Linked DNA regions of Mus musculus: all the other regions are linked to region 2. A link is a loop called in an ENCODE intact Hi-C map of the cell type or tissue named here. Cell type or tissue: left cerebral cortex. All regions are shown on one strand. Region 1 overlaps Gm46648 (a long non-coding RNA gene). Region 2 overlaps Smarca2 (SWI/SNF related, matrix associated, actin dependent regulator of chromatin, subfamily a, member 2). Region 3 has its middle 87 kb from the start of Gm815. Region 4 overlaps Gm35438 (a long non-coding RNA gene).

What was found. A loop is a pair of places that touch in the nucleus more often than their neighbours do. Peaks named below come from ENCODE experiments on the same cell type or tissue, not always from the same donor. Only the 100,000 strongest peaks of a DNase experiment are listed, where the experiment ranks them.
Region 1: it touches region 2 in a loop (2.2-fold over the local background); 10 of 42 quality-filtered maps call a loop at or near these places.
Region 3: it touches region 2 in a loop (2.0-fold over the local background); 4 of 42 quality-filtered maps call a loop at or near these places.
Region 4: a loop joins it to region 2, with 4 times the contacts of the local background. A loop is called at or near these places in 4 of 42 quality-filtered maps.

What each region holds. Positions count from the first base shown.
Region 1 is chr19:26,848,740-26,853,739 of GRCm38, reverse strand. Gm46648 (a long non-coding RNA gene) reads right to left here. Exons shown (of 7, transcript XR_001782660.2): 3 at 2,505-2,573; 4 at 1,220-1,350. Among named protein-coding and RNA genes, the nearest start is that of 4931403E22Rik, 27 kb to the right of the region's middle. In left cerebral cortex, no CTCF peak of the experiment used is centred here; a DNase peak (open chromatin) is centred at 2,111.
Region 2 is chr19:26,745,143-26,750,142 of GRCm38, reverse strand. The region is part of intron 27 of Smarca2 (SWI/SNF related, matrix associated, actin dependent regulator of chromatin, subfamily a, member 2); the gene reads right to left. Among named protein-coding and RNA genes, the nearest start is that of Gm46648, 76 kb to the left of the region's middle. In left cerebral cortex, a CTCF peak has its summit at 2,093; DNase peaks (open chromatin) are centred at 171, 699, 1,290 and 2,047; H3K4me3 peaks cover 2,989 bases; H3K27ac peaks cover 2,875 bases.
Region 3 is chr19:26,970,387-26,975,386 of GRCm38, reverse strand. No RefSeq gene overlaps it. Among named protein-coding and RNA genes, the nearest start is that of Gm815, 87 kb to the right of the region's middle. In left cerebral cortex, a CTCF peak has its summit at 2,137; a DNase peak (open chromatin) is centred at 2,125.
Region 4 is chr19:27,121,529-27,126,528 of GRCm38, reverse strand. All of the region lies in intron 6 of Gm35438 (a long non-coding RNA gene), which reads left to right. Among named protein-coding and RNA genes, the nearest start is that of Vldlr, 93 kb to the left of the region's middle. In left cerebral cortex, a CTCF peak has its summit at 2,224 (motif pointing left); DNase peaks (open chromatin) are centred at 2,338 and 2,987.

The DNA of each region.
Region 1 (5,000 bases), 100 kb before region 2:
TAGTCAGTACACCGGTTCTCTTTTGTTATTGTATTAAGACAGGTTTCATGTAGCCCAAGGTAGGCCTACGCAGCCAAAGATGCCCTTGAACTCCTGATCCTCCTACCTCTAGCTCCCCAGGGCAAGGATTACAGGTGTGGCCGGCCATATCTGGGTTTATACAGTACCCCCAAACTCTGCCAGTTATACACGACAGTGCATGCTTATGATCCAAGCATTCAGAAAGTAGAGTGAAGAGAATGGTGAGTTTGAAGATGGACTCCATAGTGAGTGTTAGACCTGTCTCAAAAATAAAATAAGACTACAGCAATTTATTCAGTCATCCACAAATATTTATTGAGCATCTACTATGTGTTAGGCTCTAGGACTAGACAACAGGCAATGAAATAAGTCACTGAGAAAGCATTCATTCTGGAAGATGATAATCAGAATACATCAGGTCATGTATGCTATTAATTAGGTGGTAATGGGTGGGTGTTGGAAGAACAGTTAAGTAGAAGAGGAAAATAAAGTTTGAATAAGACACAATGAACTTAGAGAAGACCTCAGAAGTGGCGACATCTAGAAGTAAAGGGATTAATTGTGCAAATAAGCTGGTAAGATGCTATAAGTATCCCAGGTGCCCAAAGACATCAGAGGCCAAAGTGGGCAGCATACATGCCTTTCTTCTCCCTTGAATGGTAGATAACATCTTTTTAAGCTTTTTTCTTTTTTAAATGACTAGAGACTTCTAAGCCAGCTTTAACACATCCCTACAGTTTGGGAAAGATCAACAATCTGACATGTACACAGTCCCCAGAACCAATGGTACACAGCTCAAAGGAGACCAAAGACAAGGTTCAACCTCTTACTTGTCTGAATAGTTCAACGTTCTTGAGGAGAATCACAGAAGGACTTCTATCTAAATCATTATCCCGAGGGGGAAAAACCCTTCCAGTCAGGCTCTCTGAGAGCGGCCTCTGTTAGACTGAGGAGGGCATGGTGGAAGCTTGAGGACATGTGGTCCAGTTGTAAAGGGAAGTGAAGAACTTGAAGAATTCCAGCAGGATGTGAATGTGTTAAAGTGAATTGTAGAAGCCGGGACGTTGGGGGTGGGAGGGACGGGGGACATCCGAGACTCTCTTTTAGATGATCTCATTGTACTTTAAATAAACAAAGATTGCCTGTCCACCCCACCAACCTCACCCCTCCCCACCCTCCCCACCCTACCCCAGCCTACCTCAGCCCGGAAAGGATCTCAGAGAGCCAGAGTCTGCTCTGAGAAGTAAGGTCTGACTTCTAAAGATGGCAGTGGCAAAGCCACTCCATGCCTGCTTTCTGATGCTGCTTGGTCTCTCTTCCCTCTGCTTCCTTGTGAGAAAGGAATATAATGAGTTTAGTATTTGAGCACGAGAGTCATTCTGAGACTCTCTCGCTCTCACATGCATATAGTATAATATCAAATGTCACAGAAAGCCTGTGACTCCTCAGAGGAGGTGACTGTAATGATGAGTTAATTCATGTGTTTTAGTTTTGAAGAATGACAGGCACAGTATCGTGAGTGTAATGTCTTGACTGGTCATGATTTTTATGGACTACAATATATTCAGCCTCAGCTGTACCTTCCTGCAGTGCGTAGCTTCTAGATTTAAAAATGCTTGGGGCTAAAAGAGTGGGGTGGGAGGAGCTTATGGGGCCTGTCCTTATGGGATACAATGCCCTTATGGGGCCTGTCCTTATGGGATACAATGCCCTCTTCTGGTGTGCACTCATACATAAATGATTTTTTTTTTAAAAAGTGCCAGCCAAATCAAAAAGAAAGAAAAAGAAAAAGAAGAGGAAAAGAGGAAGAGAAAGAGGGAGAGGGAGAGGGGGAGAGGGGGAGAGGGGGAGAGGGAGAAGAAAAGAGAAGAGCAGACAAAGCCAGTGAGTCTCAGGAAAGTTGCTTTGGATCACAAAAAGTTCCTGACTCATTTCTTTCTCTTCTCCCTACCAAAATGCATCAGAAGACTGATAGTGTATGTACCAGAAAGACGCCTTGCCGAGACACAGAAAGTTTCACTGGTTGCTAGGTGGAGTGAGTGTGCTAGTTGCCAAGTCTATACTTGTCAAATGGGAGGAGTCAGGCTAAGCTCAAAATTAGAAGTAATTTTAGGAAGACATCTTGGGAAGCTGAGATCCGCCTATTTTAACATTAAGTAAACACTTTCGCTACACCCTGCACTCAGCTAAGTGCTCGGAAGGAATGTAAGAAGTCTAGCAGATAGCCCCTGCTCAACATTTAGCATTTAATTAAAGCACATACTTGACTAAGCGTGGTGAGAGACATGACAGAAAGAGAATGTATGAGTCTTGCTTTCTAGAAGTTCATGCTTTTGGGGGGAAACAAAAGGTCCTTACTTAAAGGCATTTAAGACATAATGGGGGCAGGAAGCACCAGTGCCGGGGTGGTTAGCACAGAGTGGAAACATTCACCCAGGCTGGGCTGCAGTGTGTCCACTGATGAGAAAGGACTCGGCTCATACCTGTGATTGGTTTCTGAAGAAGTATGTCTCTCAGGAAGCCACAAAGGATTTCAGGCAGTTAGCGCAATGCTGTAAGATAGGTTAAGCAATTCTGGTGATATGTAATGTGTCCAACAGCGTATGAAAACTTAGTAACACCATGCCTGTAATCCCAACATTTGGAAAGTAGAGGCAAGGGGAGCTGGAGTTCAAGGCCATTGTGAGCACTGTGATGAGTTCAAAGCCAGGTTGGGATGCATAAGATGCATAATACTCTATCTGAAGGAAAAAACAAAAATCTGTGAACGGGGTTACCGTATGACCCAGTAATTCTGTTAGTAAATCTTTAACCCTCCTGTGTGTGTCTCTATGCTATATAAAATCGTGTATTAAACAGTCATAGAGATACTATTATAGCATTCCAAAGTAGAACCATACCAAGTTTCTTTGAACTGATGAATGGATAAACAAATAGTCATATCTACATGATGGGCTTGTATTAGACAATTGGAGAAAAAAGGGGGCACTGGCTGCTGTGTAACTCAAAGGTAGAATACAAGGCTGTCATGTACAGTACTGTAGATTCAATCTTGACAGCCAAAATAACAAGCCAACAACTTATAATTGGGCTGAACCTTGAAAACATTATTCTCAGTGGAAGAAGACATACCATGCGAGTCTATTTATATAAACACAGAACTGTCCAATCTTCAAACAGAAAGTAGATCAGTGCTCTCCTGGGACTGAGGAGGGAAGGCAGTATGATGTGGTTTCTTAGATATAGATGGGGACTTGTGAGAGGAGTGGGAAAATATTCTCAAGTTACCTAGTCAGAATGGCTCCCCAACCTGGGGTGTGTGAACTTTACAGTACATAAATTGTGTCTTAACAAAACTGTTGTTATTAACAATAATAATTTTAAAATGACAAGTCTGAGACTATGAACTCTCACAAATTTCCTAAAAATAATCACTCCTATCAGTGATATTATAAAACAGACACCTCAGGAAAGATGGCTAGTCATAGGTAGGTATGCATTACCACAGTGTGCGTGTGTGGGAATTAGTTCTCATTCTATTATGTGTCTTCTGGGGAGTAAACTTAGCTTATCAGGCTTGGCCTTGTTGACCCCCAGTGTCATGTATGAATTTTGAAATCCAGTGGGCCCTGGAACCAATCCATTTAGGATACCTCGGATTAACACTGTGTGTGTGTGTGTGTGTGTGTGTGTGTGTGTGTGTGTGGTGTCAGAGATAGAGGAAGTGAGGGAGAGAGCACATATACAACTTTCCATCATTGTGACAAACATTTGAACAACTTACTGTTTCCACAGAACATGGGGTTTGTTTTTTAGGTCATTTGTCTCATTAATAAAACAATTTTAAATGTGCTGGGGACCTCAAACCAGCCCATATATGTATGTGTATGTGTTTTGATTGGTGCAGCAGGATCAGAGGGGACACAGGGAGGGGGACTTGCCCACTCAGAGGCAAAGAGGAGGGGGGATGGAGGAGGAACTCTGTAACAGGAGACTGGGAGGGAGGGCAGCGCTTGGGAAATAAGTAAATAAATAAATAAATGAATAAATAATTTTTAAAAAATTTAAAATGAACTTGTAAGGAAGCATGAGATTGGTTTTATTGGAGTTTGAGAGAAAAACAACAGTACAGGCAGGCTGACAATCTTACCAACTGTCAGGAGAAGGGAGATGGAGGGGGAGGAGGAAGAAGAGGAGGAGGGAGAAGAGGAGGAAGAGGACTAGAAGGAGGAGGAGGGGGAGAAAAGAAGGAAAGAAAAAAAAAAGCAGCTACGCTATTTTTAAGCAGCCACATGGTAGATAGGCAGGTTCCCAGCTGAAAGGCTAGGGAAAACTTTAGAGAAAATAGTGAGAAAGCCCAGAGTGACCTGGAAAGCAGGCCCAAACTAGGGTCTGTATCTGAAAGAGATCGAAAGAAAGAGAAATTACATTTTTCTGAGTAGCTCAGGTGGGCAGGCTTAAGTATGGGGGATGAGTTTCTGAGAAGGATAAACACACTATCTCATTAAAGGGGTAATTATTCCTCCCATCTCCTTAGCATGGCATTAGCTGTATTGGTTATCCTAAGAGGTGGCTTCTTATAGTTTCGGTTCTGAGCCTAGCCTTTTAATGGCTGAGTCATCTCTCCAGCCCAAGAGGTGGTTTCTTAAAAAGATGATTAGCAGGCCCAGCTGAGTTTAAGGGAGGAGACAATAATATATAATGTTCTAACCTTTGGAGTAGATCAGCAGAATGTCTGGCCAAGAAAGTAGCTGTGTCATTTTTAACCAGCATCATGGTAGACGGGCAGTTTCCTGGTAAAGGGCTAGGGAGAACTTCGATGCCTTCTATGACCAGAGGTAGACCCCAGTTTTTGAGCCGAATCAGTGGCTCTCAACCTGTGGGTCACGAGCCCTTTGGCAAACCTCTATCTCCAAAAACATTTAAATTATGATTCATAATAGTGGCAAAATTGCAGTAATGAAATAGCAGTGAAAATC
Region 2 (5,000 bases):
TCTTGGAGGCTGAACATGCTAATCATAAATACAGCACGCAAGCCTGTCAACAGTTAATGGTACAGCCCTCTCCTCCAGCACCCAGTTGCACACAGAAAGACGGAGACCAGCGGCTTTTGATGTGTTACACACCTACACATGCCTGGGATGTAGTTCTACTGAATCTTCAAGACGGCAACGAAAAAGGATATTTACCTTACCACTATCAGCAGGCCGGCTATCGGAAATCACAGTTAGTGGGGATAAAATTAACAAGCCGGCAAAGCAGCGAGCTGCTAGTCTCTTCATCAGCTGATCAGGAAAAAAAAGAGAGCTGGGAAAGGCTATGTTTTCATATACAAGTAATTTTATTTTACTGAAAATTTAATACTGGAAGGGTTGTGGATACTCAAATCTGCTGTTTCATTCTACCTACGACCAGGCCCCAAGCCTTCCTCCTCCAGCCTGTTTTAATATTGACAACTACTTATCATATTGTTCCCCCCTTATTATTCCAGGCAGCAGAATTAGAGATTTTTAGCTCAGGTGGTTGCTGAATCTTGCTTGCATTTTTAACAATTAAGCCAATAAGAAAACAAATGAATATTCAAATGTATTTTTTAAAGATTAAAGCAAAGATTTTTTGTTGTTGTTGTATTTTATGCTTCATCTTAGTCTTTTTTTTTTTCCCCTGAAAAGATATGCTGCATGGTTTTGGAGCAGTCTAAAACGATTTTAACACAGAAGAAAAACACCCGCGCCCTCCCCCGCCCCCGCACCCCCCCCCCCAGATGCATGTAAGTAAAAGCAATGTGTATGTTCTCAGGTTCCTGTATTTTAATACAGTGTTATTTTTTCTCTATAAAAAAAAATCTCAAATAACTGTGATACTTCACTTTCGGTTTTCATACTGCAAAATTTTTCACTGTTTTTTTTTTTTTCTTTTCAGTGGGATCCGTGAGGAGGGGGAGGTTGTGAAAAGAGTATTTCTGTTCTACCCCCCCCCCCATTCTGAAAAAAAAAACGGGGAACAAAACATAAGCTTGTGATATTTGGACTTTTAAATCTCTACGCCTGTGAGTACCTAAGAAGGAAAACAAATTAAATTGCAAACAGAACTAGTCAAACAAATGTTTATTACAACTGCTAATACTGCAGATTCCTATTAAATTTACGTTCTGGAGTTACAGGAAAACACACAAAGTACTGACCATTATTCCCCTTAAGTTAAGGTTTTTATGCAGGAATGCAGAGAGCTACCGAAATCTTCCCTCCTCCCCAAAGACCGGGAACACATCTATATGCAGGGCTTCATGTTCTGTGGTTTCTAAGGGGCTTTTTCTAATGGAAATCAATTCCCTCCATATTTCCCGATGCTTTTCGCACTTCAAGAGTTAGACTTAAGATTTCTCTTGCTTGTAAGGGAAATTATGGGGGCTTCTCTGATTTAAAAATATTATTTGTTAAGCTAGCTCAACGGACAACTTAGCTGGGGGGGGGGGGGAGATTAAAAAAAAGAAGAAGAAGAAGAAAAGAAACCAAACAAAAACAAAAACAAAAAAAAAAACTTGCAACACAATGCTAAAAGTACTACCCCCAGAAAGAATTCCCTTCCAAACCTTTTACCAGCACAATAATGAAATAAATCACAGAAGCAAACCCCCAGTTTCCGACTGGTGACGTGTTGCGCAAGAGAGCGAGCCCTAATTCAACATACAGACGGCTCCCATGCTGAACCGCCTCTAGATTTAATGAAGTGAATAGGAAGGAAGTCGGGGGGAAAAAAAGTGTACAAATAAGAAATTAACACTTTCCTTCCCTACCTAAATGGTGAGGCACAACTACAGGGAAGTTTGGTGAGGTACCTCTTTCCTTAAAGGCACACTGCACTCTTTCGGGTCCGGACGTCACGAAAGAACCCATATGGTGCTAAAAAGCCCCAGCCAAGTTAAAAGAGTTAAGCATACTTCAGCCTGCGTGTGTGTGTGTGTGTGTGTGTGTGTGTGCTTTTTTTTTTTTCTTCCTTGAATGAAGCTAGAAATTACTCCTTCCTCCACTGGATGGCAACCTTCTTCCCCCCACCCTCTTCCTTTCTCGCTCTCCTTTCTTTCTTTCAATTTTGCTTAAAAGAAAAATACGTTTTCACGAAACAGGATGTGCACGCACAGGCGAGGGAGGGACAGGCTTGCTCTCCAATGATTCTTAAGAAAGTAGCGGTGCTGACAAGGACGGCCGGGAGGCGGCCATGCAGGGACCAGCTCCGGAGCAGACACCGGAGCTTGTAAAGCACATGGTAGCCCCGATAATCAGCCACACGTGCTGGCTTCCACCGTGCCTCTCTGTCATCCAGACACACGCCAACTACATCTTTCACTGAATGAGGGAAGGTCTCGAAAGCCGGCATTATGCTCCTTCTCAGCCAGGGGGTGGGGGATGTGGGGGCGGGGGTGGAGTTACACGTGACATCCCCCATCACAGCGGAGCAGCTTCAGGATTGTGAATAGGTAAACAGCGGCGGGAGAACAAAAAGCCACTCTGCCCATTGTTCCCACCCTTGCCTCCTCGCTGAAGCACCCGGCAGTGTGATAGGGCCCTCTCACTATGGCCCAAACCATCTCTAGGAAACACGTAAAGCAGGAATTCTGGAGATCACTAGACTATAGATGGTAAATAGAGGAAAAAGAAAAACAAACAAACCAAGCATATTCTGATAGTACACCTGGTATTTGTAGTATGTCTTCCCTGACAGATTTCTTTCTTTTCCCTCTAGGTGGTGATGGGAGAGGCTTTTCCTTTAGGGTCTCTAATTGGGAGGTGTGTGGGGGGAGACAGAGAGAGAGAGAGACGGGGGAGGGGGGAGGGGAGGAGGGAGGAAGGCATTCAGAGACACAGAGACATACACAGGCAGAGAGACTGTGTATGTGTGTGTGTGTCCATCAGGCTAAGTGTTAAAGAAAGGATGTGAATAAAAACTACAAACAACCTGGTGCTTTCTGGGGGAAATCTCACATCTCCAAAGGGTAATGTCCTAAAAGGCTAGGTCTCCTTCCGCTGAGACCCTAAACACCAAGAACACAGACATGATCCCCAAACCGGAAGAGTAACACTAACAACCAAATCACAGCATTCTTATGAGTTTGTAGTTCCACTGTGAGGCGTGCTCTTATAATAGCAATCTCAAAAAGTAACAGCAAACTGCTGCCAGGCCCTTTAGTCCCAGGGTGGGGAGGGCAGGGGCAGAACTCCAGACCCAGGACTTGGGACAATGGCTACAGTTTCGATTATTACAGTCTCCAAAAGCAAAGTATTAAGAAAGGTGTACATAAAACCTCCAAACATGGGGTGTGGGGGGTGACCAAAAACTGCAAGGTGCCACTCACAGGACAGGAGCTCAGTGGTCAACTAGGTTGCAGATCTAGGAGCTCTGATGTGACAGCTGCGTAAGATTTTTAATGTACTTCATTTTACCGATATGTGCACTTTAAGTGATGAGAACCAAATATTCTGTATGTATCCTTACTAAAACAAGCGTCTTTAGAAAGCCAGACCCTGAATCCTCTATAAATGAGGAGAAGAATCTCAAAAACGGCAGGTCCATATACGGCAGGTCCGTACACGCGGCCACTGGCTCGGCACAGAGCATATAACGCCAGGACATTTTTGGCAGTTTGCCTTTCAGGGTTCCAACAGGTGGCACGCTCAGTCTTGTCCTGCCCAATGACTACAAGCTCCCTCAGGAATCCTCACAGGTTCCCCCATCCACTGTTACTAAGGAAATGCCCTGGTGTAAGAAGTTACCCACATAGAGAACATGCCTGTTCTCAAATGGTCTGTTTGCTAACAAATGCCTCCCATAGTTAGGAGACGGGTTAATCTGAAGGCTGGGGAGCTCATGGGATAGGATCTCCACCCAAATGATGGAACAGCAAAATATTGATATATTCACCCAATAGGCTGACCCCCATTTACTTCATTTGAAGATGGGGTCTGGACATGTAGCCCAAGCTGGTCTTGAACAAGCTGATCTTGAACTAGAAATCCTCCTGCCTCAGGTTCCAAAATGCTGGGAATATAGACATGTAACCATCCACTTATTATTTTCTTCCTCCTCCTCCTCCTCCCCCCCCCCCCCCCCCCCGCGCTGAGAGCTGAGAGACAGGGTTTCTCAGTGTAACCAGCCCTGCCTGTCCTGGACTTGCTTTGTAGACCAGGCTGGCCTCAAATTCACATAGATCTGCCTGCCTCTGTCTCCCACATGCTGGGATTAAAGGCGTGTGTGTACCACCGCACCTTCATTCACTTATTTCAAGTATTTGCTCTCTTGAGAGTCAAGTGCACTTGCCATTCTCCCTGAACGTAAACATACAGTGCTGGCCTAGATAGACCTAGTTGGGAAGCGAGCAACCTTGGCTTAACGCATTACAGGTAAAGTAAGTTTTGCAAAATGAACCCAGGTGCTTCCTTGGCTCTGGTGGCCTAGGGAGCCATTTAAAGAGCCGGGTGGGACTGGGTAGGTGGGGGGAAGGGGTGGAACAAACAGAGCTGAGGCATATTAAGTACATCCTTTCGATGTGGAATTTAAAGCAGGAAAATTAGTATAGGGAGAGGCAAAGTTATTTCAAGCCTCTAAGAGCTATTCGCGTGCCAGGTATGGAGGTACACACTTGTAATCTCAAGAATCTAGGAGGCTGATCCCAAGTTCAAGAATACCCTACACACCAAGGCCCGTTTCAAGTTCCCACCCTCCACCCCACCTTTGAGCAGTCTGAAGCTTGTCTTAGTCAGGCTTTCTATTCCTGCACAAACATCATGACCAAGAAGCAACTTTGGGAGGAAAGGGTTTATTCAGCTTACACTTCCACAATGCTGTTCATCACCAAAGGAAGTCAGGACTGGAACTCAAGCAGGTCTGGAAGCAGGCGCTGACGCAGAGGCCATGGTGGAATGTTACTTACTGGCTCGCTTCCCTTGGCTTGCTCAACTTGCTTTCTTATAGAACCTAGGACTACCAGCCTAGGGAT
Region 3 (5,000 bases), 230 kb before region 2:
TTGGCTTGCTCACAGAGATGAATGTAGCTCTGTGGGGAGAAAAAAATTGGTGACAGCCTCAGGCCAATATTTATTAAGAAAAGCAGGTCTCAGTGAAATAGCCCATGAGGTACTCATGCCTGTTAACACCCCTGAGTACATATGGAAGAAGTCCCTTCTGAAAGGAAGTCTTGAGGTGACTGTGCCTCAGCAACAGCCTTATGAGAGACCCAGAGCTGGCAGCTTAGTGCTGTGTGAATGAAAAGTGAAGGAGAAAGAAAGCCCAGGAAAACCCTGCCTAGACTTCAGGTCTGTAAAACTGTGAGATCATAGCACTGTGTGGTAAGCTGCTGAGTTTGGGCTCATTTGCTCCCTAGCTATAAATAACTGATGTGGTAGTGCCCTGCATAGTGATGTTTTGTTCAGTCTTAGATTATGTATTACCCAGGAGTCCAAGAAGATTCCAATGAAGTCATATCATTGCTCCTTCTGATGTTATTGCCTAGCGATGTCACTCACTGTACAACACCCACCTCACATTTGTGGTAAGGCTGCTGTAGGCAGCCTTGTACTCCTGGTTATATAAACTTATAACCTAAGGTTGACCAGATGGCTCAGTGAACAAAGGTTCTTGCTGCCAAACCTGATGACCTGAGTTTAGTCTCCAGGATCCACACTGTGAAAGGAGAGAAAGCAGATTCTCACAAGCTGTCTTCTGACCTCTACAAGTACCCTGTGGCAAGAGAATCCTCCCACAGAATCAATAAGCAATATAATAAAAACCAGTATAGCCTATACGATTACATGTAGCATATATCGTGATGGTGGGCAGTTTATGTATTATAATATTGCTCATTATATTTTGTTGCATATTCCCTTTGCATATAAAAATGTGTGCTGTAAAACTAAATGGTGTAGTGCTGCAGTGGCTTCAGACAGTTTGTGTTTATGGTGTCTCCTGATTGCACTGGGAGGCTGAGAGGCTGCCCTGCCCTATCTGCATTTGAGCAAGCACATTCTCTGATGCTCAAACAGTGATGAAATGGCCCCATGGTGCAGATCTCCAAACACGTCCCCATGTCAGCAACTCGTGTCTACATAATGACAGAATTGGAAGTGGACTGTGGACTTTTTGCCTTCTGTTCCTGGCTCTGCACACTGCTCTGAATGGTGGCTTTAAGCCCCATGCAATGACCATCAAAAGCCCATGCTCTCCTACACAGTCAAAGGGGTTCTCATTTGCTGGCTAAACAAAAACACGTCCCAAGCATCAAGATGGCTCCTGTTTATCAAAACTCAGAGCAGGATAGTTTTAACAGGAACACACTTACTCCATTGTTAGGTATGATACTATTCCTGTCTACAGAGATTTTAAAGTTACTTTCAATGTATTCCTGACCCCACTGCTCACAGCTGTGCATCGGGTTGGGGGTGGGGAAGCCACAGGCAGAGCCACTCAGATGACCGTGGTTTGTCTCGGTCCTTCATGGGAATGAGACATGAACTGAAGGCAACAGGACCAGGTCCCACAGAGAGTCCTCTGCTTCCTCTTTTGTCATCCACAGGATTATTCCTCCAGCCTTGGCTTGATGACAACCCTTCTGCCCTGCCACCTTCTGAGATCTTGAATAATTATATCCTTTCTTTGTGCAGCTCCTGAAGTGTGGCTCCATCTTGCTCCCCAGAGCAGTCTCCTTTTCTATACATTTATCTCTCCATCGTTGTTCAGTGATTATCCTGCAATTCCCCTGCTATAATTTTCCTTCATGCCATTGCACACTTGTACAAATACATACCATCTCCTGCTTGGTGCAGGATCTTGGGAAATGGCTGAAAAAAAAACTTCATCTGTGATAAAGTTCTTCATCTAAGGAGGGGGAAATGGGGACCGTCTTTGGTCTTCAGTAAATGTAGGGAACCCTGCTGGGAGATTCACAAAGAGATTGTCATTTGAAAAGGTTATGGTTGTTTGGAGATTATATTCACTTCTTTCCTAAGATAGAACATTCTGATTAAAATGAGCATATTAGATGCTTTCTCTCCTCTCTCTCTCTCTCTCTCTCTCTCTCTCTCTCTCTCTCTCTCTCTCTTTCTCCTCTCAAATTTTACTAACTGTGCTCCACCTAGGGGTGAAGAGAGAGCAGGCATGTGTACTAACTACCCTTGCCTCAGGGTGCCTGCAGGGCTCCTGCATAACTCTTTGTCTTTTGTCATGTCTACAGAAGCTTAGGACAACTGTGTTCCCTTCCCATCCCCTGACCTTCCAGCCTCTAGGACATCATTTGGGAGACACTCCAGGCATTGCTTCGGTTCACCACAAATAGGACCCAAGGCAGAATCAGTGAATTCTATGCCTTGTCTTGTTTTTCTAGAGGCATCCTCAAGAGCCTGTTTCATTTTGTGATTTTGAAAGCTTTGTTTTCTATAATTTCAAAGCTTTGTTTTAGTTCTGTCTTTCTTCCCCCTGACTCTTTAATCTTTTTGCTTTAGGACGCTGAAAAATGAAAACACTGTAAGATACAAGCTTAACATGCATGGCTGACACCAGGGGCTAAGAACAGTCACATTCATACCATAGCAGCAAAGCTCACAGCATTGGGGACAATGCAGGATGGAATCTGGGAGACAATAAATGAAATTCACATTTATGTATTTAGTTTGGACTTCGGGAACTTAAGAAAATGTTTGCTTTGTGTTCTTATCAAAACATGCTCATTCCTGTTTTTCTCATGAATACCCTGAAATTCAGAGAAGTTCTAAGATGTGTGTGTATGAGTACGTGTGTGTGTGTGTGTGTGTGTGTGTGTGTGTGTATGTGTATGTGTGCATGCAGATTCAACACACATGTGTGGACTGGTGTATGCATTTATATGTGTGGAAACTAGAAGTCAACTCCAGCTGTTATTATGCAAAAAAGTCTATCTTTGGGTGTTTGTTTGATTTCTGGGGTGGGGAGCACACATATACGGAAAGTATATGTGAAGGCCAATTTGTGGTTTCAGGTAACCATTCTCTACTACAGATAGCTTAGTTAAACCAGAGCTCCCTGATTTACCTAGTCTAGGTAGCCAGCTTGCCCACAGATCTCTGCCTCTGGCTCTTGAGTGCTGGGATTACAGTGGGCATGCCATCATACCCATCTGGCCTTCCCATGGGTACTGAGGATCAGAACCCCAGTCCTGTGCTGGCTATACAAGTTCTCCTCCCAACTAGTTCCTCACCCCTGCCTTGGATATGCGGATGGGGGAGTCTCTCCCTGGGGCCTGGGGCTCAGTGAATTGGCTAGACTGGCTAGCCAGTGAATCCCAAGGTCCCTGCTGCCTCCAACACCCTAACTCTAAAGTTACAGACACATGCCACCGTGCCCACATGCCACCGTGCCCACATGCTTGCGTGGGTGACGGGATGATGCTCAGGTCCTCGTGTTTGTGCAGTAAGTACTTTACCCAGTGAACCATTCCCCTGACTGCAGGTTTCTCTATCCATAGTGGTAGAATTGTAGAATGAGTTAGGGGAGACACTGCTGGAACCTGATAACACACCTCCTACCAACACACCTCCCTCCTCTCTTCTGCCTTCTGGCTCTCATGCTTTACTTGTTTTCATGAGTTTTTGTTTTTGCTTTGGAGGCTTTTTTGGTGTTTGTTTGTTTGTTTGTTTGTTTTTGTTTGGGGTTTTGGTTTTCTTTGTTTGCTGCTTGCTCTGAGAAGCTGATACTTTGCAAGAACTGAAGAAATGTCTTTAGAATAGCAAATCACATTACTTTAGAGCCTCAGATGGCTTGGTCTAGTCTCCTTAGTTTACCTAACTTTTGTTTGTTTGTTTGTTTGTTTGTTTTCAGCAGAGGTTGTATTTTGCACTGGCCTTAGCTAAGCTATCTACATTTCCAGCTGGGTACTAGAAAGAAGCAGATGGTAGATGAAGATAGATGAAGAGTCCAGAGCTGGTCTGCATTGAGGATGGTCGGAGTTGAAGTAAAGGGAAAGAAGGGTGGACAGAGCTTATGCACTCAATTATGTTGTATTTGGAGTGTATTTGAAGACCATGTCTTTAAAGAGGTGAAGGTAAAATACAATTTGACAGATGTCCTTACAAGAGATTCAAGGGGTTTACACACTCATACACACACACACACACACACACACACACACACACACACACACACAGGAGAGAGAGAGACAGAGACAGACAGAGAGACAGAGAGAACTACAGAAAGACACAGGTGGGCCTATAAACTAAAAACAGGCTTCAAGCAAAGAGAATCTGCCAGTGCACTAACCCTTGACTTCCCATCCTGCAAGACTGACAGAAAGTAAACCCTGCACTTTAACCCACCTAGTTGTGGTATTTTGCTCTAGACGCCATGACTGAGTCTGATACCAAGGTCACACTGAGAACATTGATCAGAAGCAAGTGAGGACAGAAAACAGAGAATAGAGTGGAACAAAACACAGGTCCAGCATCTGAAGAGCAATCAGGTGCAGGTTAGAGACAGCCCCATAAGAGGCAGTTTCAGCTGACCTCAGTGTCACCCCTTCAGTTAGAGTGGGCTCTCTCTTAATAGATTCAAAGCACCTGATACGACCAGTAAACGCTCCCAAGCCTACCATGCAGTCTGCTCAACCTCCATGCAGGACAGAGTATCTGTGAGCAGTGGGGGTGGGGGATGGGGGGAAGAAAGGGAAGCAGCAAAAGGACAGATATTCGAAGCAGAAGTCCTTAAGTGTGAGAATGAGCCTCCACAAACAGCCATGAGTTAAGAACCAGGTCCCTCCAGCGATGCCTGCATCCCAGCATCCGAAAAGCTGAGACCTCAGTAACAAGAAGGCTTTGCACACACAATTAAGGGCTCAGACATTGAGTTTAGGTGATGATCCTGGTCACTTATGGGGATCCAATAGATCATAAGGGACTTTGGAGAGCAAAGAGGATCTCAATCAGGAAAGGCCATGCCTCCATAGAGTCAGTTGATAGAATGAGTCTCAAGATGGAGCCAAGAGATGCAGGTATGTAGTCGTAGT
Region 4 (5,000 bases), 380 kb before region 2:
GGACATGCTAGAGGCAGTAGAAAACTAGATCTTTGTTTTCTCTCTGATACAGCAGGCCAAGTCCACTGCTAGGCATCTGTTTCCAAAAAGGAATTATAAAAACCCATATGAATCAGATAAAGAAGTGTCCCAGCTTGCTTGGGGTAGTTATAATAAACTTCTGGTCTTGGTGTAATTACTGACATCACTCTTTCATTTCAAGAATGTACGCCTTCTGTCTGAGGCTACTTGTGTTTGCCACTATTCTCATCTTCTTGTGGCTGCAACCAATAGTCAACAAGAAGCAACTTAAGGGAAGAAGGGGTCATTCTGGCTGAAAACTAAAGATGCAGCTTATCATGGTATGACAGGCATGATGGCAGGCATGTGAAGTGACCAGTTACACTGGATCCACAGTTAGGAGGTGAAGGGCAGACAAGAAGTGGTAGTGAGGTAAGCAGGGACCCACTCCTTCTATATATGAGTGCATATATGTTCACTCAGTCTCTCTCTCTATCCTCCCTGTCCCCCCCCCCCCATCAAAACTATAAAGGTCCAAAGTCTTTTCTGACACTCAGTGCAATCTTGTGATTGCATTTTACAGGGACTCCTGTAAAAAATTTTTTTAAATCATTAGAAGTTACACACTTCTAATATACAATGGCACAGAGTAAAGATTTCCATTCCAAAAAGAGGCAATGGAAACATACGAAAGAAAAATTAGAACAAAGCAAGACTTCAACTCAACCCTCCAGACCACAAGACTCTGCAGCTACTTATCCAGCATCTGGGACTCATGACTCTCATCTGGGCTCCAAAGGTCTTGGTTTGCCCTGCTCCCCCAGCTCTTCTACCCACAGCACACAAAGCTTATCTCTTGGGCCAGCTCCATTCCCACCTGCTGTTCACGTTGGAAGATGGTCTACTGTCCTGAAATCAGCACCACTGTAGAATCTCCACTGTACCTTAGACTTCATCTTCAGAACGTCACAAAAACATCTTTTCAGGGCCTGGCCTCAGTGATCTTTTGAAGCCTTGTCTCAAGACTCCATTGGTCCCTCACTGTTGCATCTCATATGCCTATAAAACCAGTATTCACCTTGGCTGCTGCAGCAAACTTCTACAACAAGCTTCAGATGGAGTCTGGCCCCTTTGGATCAAAGCTACAGTGATGTCAGTATGTCTAGGTGGATGACTATGGGAAAATATTTTCAGCGGGAAGTTTTATTTGATCAGGGAATTCTTTGGACAGCATTTTTAGCTCAGGCTACCTCTTTTCAAATGAAGTTGCATGTCCACCAATTGGAACCATTAGTGGGCAGGGCCTTACCACTGGGGCACGTGTCCTGTTGCCTCATCTTTTTGGTTGCTTTTTCTCCCTCATTATCTGAAACTTCACAGTCACTTACTGCTCTTCTCAACAAGTCGGCATTTGTCATATTTTTCTGCTGCATTTGTCACTCTCTCCCATAGCAGAACCTGGTTAAGAGCAGTGAACAGTATCATGACATGGCCTAAACCCTATCCTGTCTTGTGATTTACTCTGCCAACGAATTAGTACATTACTTTGGAATTCTGCCTCAAAGTCGGTAGAATGAAGCCAAGCTGCTCCTCCTCCCCCTCCCCCTCCTCTTCCCCCTCCTCCTCCTCCTCAAAAAATGTGTGTGTGTGGTGGGGGGTAGTCAAAGCACAATTTAATCCATTTGGGTTTTTTCCTTCCACATTTACATGCGTTCTGACGTCAAACTCTTACAGCGGGCTCTCATGACAGGCACTTTTCCTGCTGAGCCTTCCCTGTCTGCGTGTCTCTCAGCACTGTTGTCTTCTGACTCCCACTAGTGTGGCCCATTAAGCTTACAGCAGTCTAAGGCGTCTGTAGTCCACAGTTCCACATTCTTCCACATTCCTTCTGAAAACCCATCCTCAAGGCCTACAAGTCACACCATCAGGCTTATCATAGCAGAACACTTCATCCCAATTTTCTCTACCATTTGCTGTTCTCACTGCTGTGACTAAACCCCAGCCAAGAAGAGACTTCAGGGAGGAGGGGTTTATTTTGGCCTATGGTTTAAGATGCAGACCATCCTGACAGGGAAGGCGTCACAGTTGGGATAGGAGGTTGTTGGTCGGCAGGAAGCAGAGAACAGACAGGAAGTGGAGCTAGACTCACCTCCTGTGACCCACAGCCTCCAGTGAGGTTCCACCTCCTGCAGTTTCCACAACCTTCCAAACAGCGCCACCATCTGGGGAGCAAGCGCTCGAGCACGTGAGCTCTGGGGCACACTTTCACACGGAAACCACAGCAGATTTGCCGCGATGGAAAATAGAAAGGCAAAGTGTGTTAGGCTCTTGCTATTTAGCACAGAGAAGCAACAGACAAAATGTGCTTGTAGCAAAAACACTTGCATCTTAAAAGCAAGGCTGGATGGGAAGAGAAACAGATTGGGTTTATAAAAGTTACATTTGCATGGAGTTAAGTCCACAGCAAAAACTATACATTCTACAGAACTGTAAAGCAGCCAAAGGGTGTGGTCAGAACTGTTACCATAAGGCAGGAAAGGGAATAAGCAGGATGCACGAGGCAGAGTGGGAGGGGTCTCGGCTGGACCAAAAAAAAAAAAAAAAAGCTAATGAACACAGAGAGATGTGATAGTTCTGCCTCAGGACCTGGATTTAAAAAGTAAGAGTATGTTGATAGCAAAATACATGGAACTGAGGGAATTTTTAAAAAGTACTCAAAAAAAAAAAGAACTATTCAAATGTGAGCTTTCATGGTAACGAGGTTTTTATTTATTTATCCCCTCCCACCTCTTTGAAGTTTCACAGAGCGCTGGATGGAGGCTGCTTAAATCACTACTTGAAATCGGACAAAATGAATGTTAAAATGTTTAGACAAAGAAGCAGCCGCGCATGTATATGGAACTACAGCATCTAAGGCAAAAGCAGTGTGAAGCTAACATCTAAAAACCCCACAGCAGATGGGCCTGGAGACATGCCAGGGATGGGTTTCAGATTTGGCACAGAACTGGCCAAGCAGGCGACACACAGAAAGGAGATGCCCTCACATACAGGATCTGTGTTGTCGAAAGGAGGAACCACCCACAAACTTGAGAATCCTAAAAAGCAGGGCACGGTTCCCATTCTGAAGCCAGAGAAGTTTGTTCTCCGAGCTCCTTAAAGAGGGCAGCATGTGATGGACTACTGACCCAGAGAACTCATTTCCCCAGGAAGATCCATTCCAGGCTGTGTTGAGAAGCAGAATGTTAATTTACTCTAACGCAATTGAGGGCTCCTTGATTTCCACAGAACAACCAGGTTTCAGCTTGGTTGAAACCCCAGGACATATTCCTTGGTATCCATACCCCAGTAGCCTTCAGAAACATGTGCTCTGCCATTAGGTCATAAATCACAAGGGCGGGAGACTCCTGGTCATTACAGCTCTGGCTAATAAGAACAGGGGAAAAAGGGGTTCTTCACTCAGATTCTGAGAGAGACGTGGTCTATAGGCCCCTGAGGAGCAGGTGAGAGACTCCCCCCATCTCTTTCTGAAATAGTTTCAACTGCCATTAAATTTGTATCGACTGTAAGCCAAACCTAGTAAGCGTTGTAGAGTGCATAGAAATCCAATTTGCTGCTGCTGTCCAGGGACAGGACTCAATGTTTAGTGGCAGACATGTGCAAAAGGGGTTCACTCTGAGAAATGCTCTTCAGATGTACACTTGGAGGAAGAGACAGAGACAGACAGAAAGACAAATGACAGAGACCAATAGAGATAGAAGCAGAGAGACAGATACAGAGAGAAAAACCTGTGACATTCTGTTTTACTGGATACAGAATTTGGGGCCGATACAGTTCATCAAGCTATTTTGAAGCCTGGTATAAATAAACCTTGAGCATATCCAATTATACTTGATTTTGTATTCACCAAGCAACTCCTGCTTATTAATTCAATTTCCAAGAGTCTGAGAAAGGAAGTGGTAGATGTGCCAAAGCCGCTGTAATTATTCCCTCCCTGCAGCCAGGCCTCATGCAGTGTGACTTTGAGATTCTTCCCTGCAGTGCACACAGCCCAATTCCTTACCTCTCTCTCGACTGGCCTTGTGTTATGTCGTGGTCAGTAGACCAGTGTGCCAGAGTTGAACCTAGGTCTCAAGACCTAGGCGTGCACCTCTCCCATTCACTGAATCATATACAACCACCATGAAATGGACATGGGCCAACCTGTGCTACGATGAGAAAGAATGCCTATATAGCTCTGTTTGCTGGCAGGCTGACATAGGGCTATGGGATTTTTCAAAACACTCCTCCATTCCCAGTTTACCTGTGAGGAGAAGGATCTAGAAGAGAGGCATAGTAAGAATTCAACATACAGACATGGAAATGGTCGGAGGACAGTGAATGCTAATTACTCCCACTGGATCAAGCCTCCTGTGCTGGCTAGTTTGCACTGTCAACTCAACAAGCTAAAAATCACTCAGGAAGAGGGTCACACTTGAGGAAATATGTGGAGCAGATTGGCTTGCAGGGATATCTGTAGGGGATTTTTCTTAATTGTTAATTGATATGGAAAGATTAATTGATAAAGAAAGATTGTTAGTTGACATAGAACAATGCAACTCACTGTGGGTGATGACATCATTTCCTAGGCAGGGTACCCCTGAGTGGAGCAGAGAGAGCTAGATGAGAGAAAGCAAGCAAGCAAGCAGCATGCATGCATTAGTTCTCTCTGCGTGGGATGATGACTGTGCTATAACTAGCTGCTTAAGTTCCTGTCACTGGGCTGGAGAAATGGCTCCATGGTTAACAGCACTGTTTGGTCTTCCAGAGGACACAGGTTTGATTTCGGCATCCATATGGCACCTTGCAACTATCTGTAACTAAACTTCCAGAGACTACAACAGTCTTCTAGCCTCCTCAGGCTCTGGACACCCACATGGTGGACATGTAGGCAAAACACTCATACATATAAAATAAAACAACTCTTAACTAGGTGATGCATACCTTTGATCCCAGCAATCAGG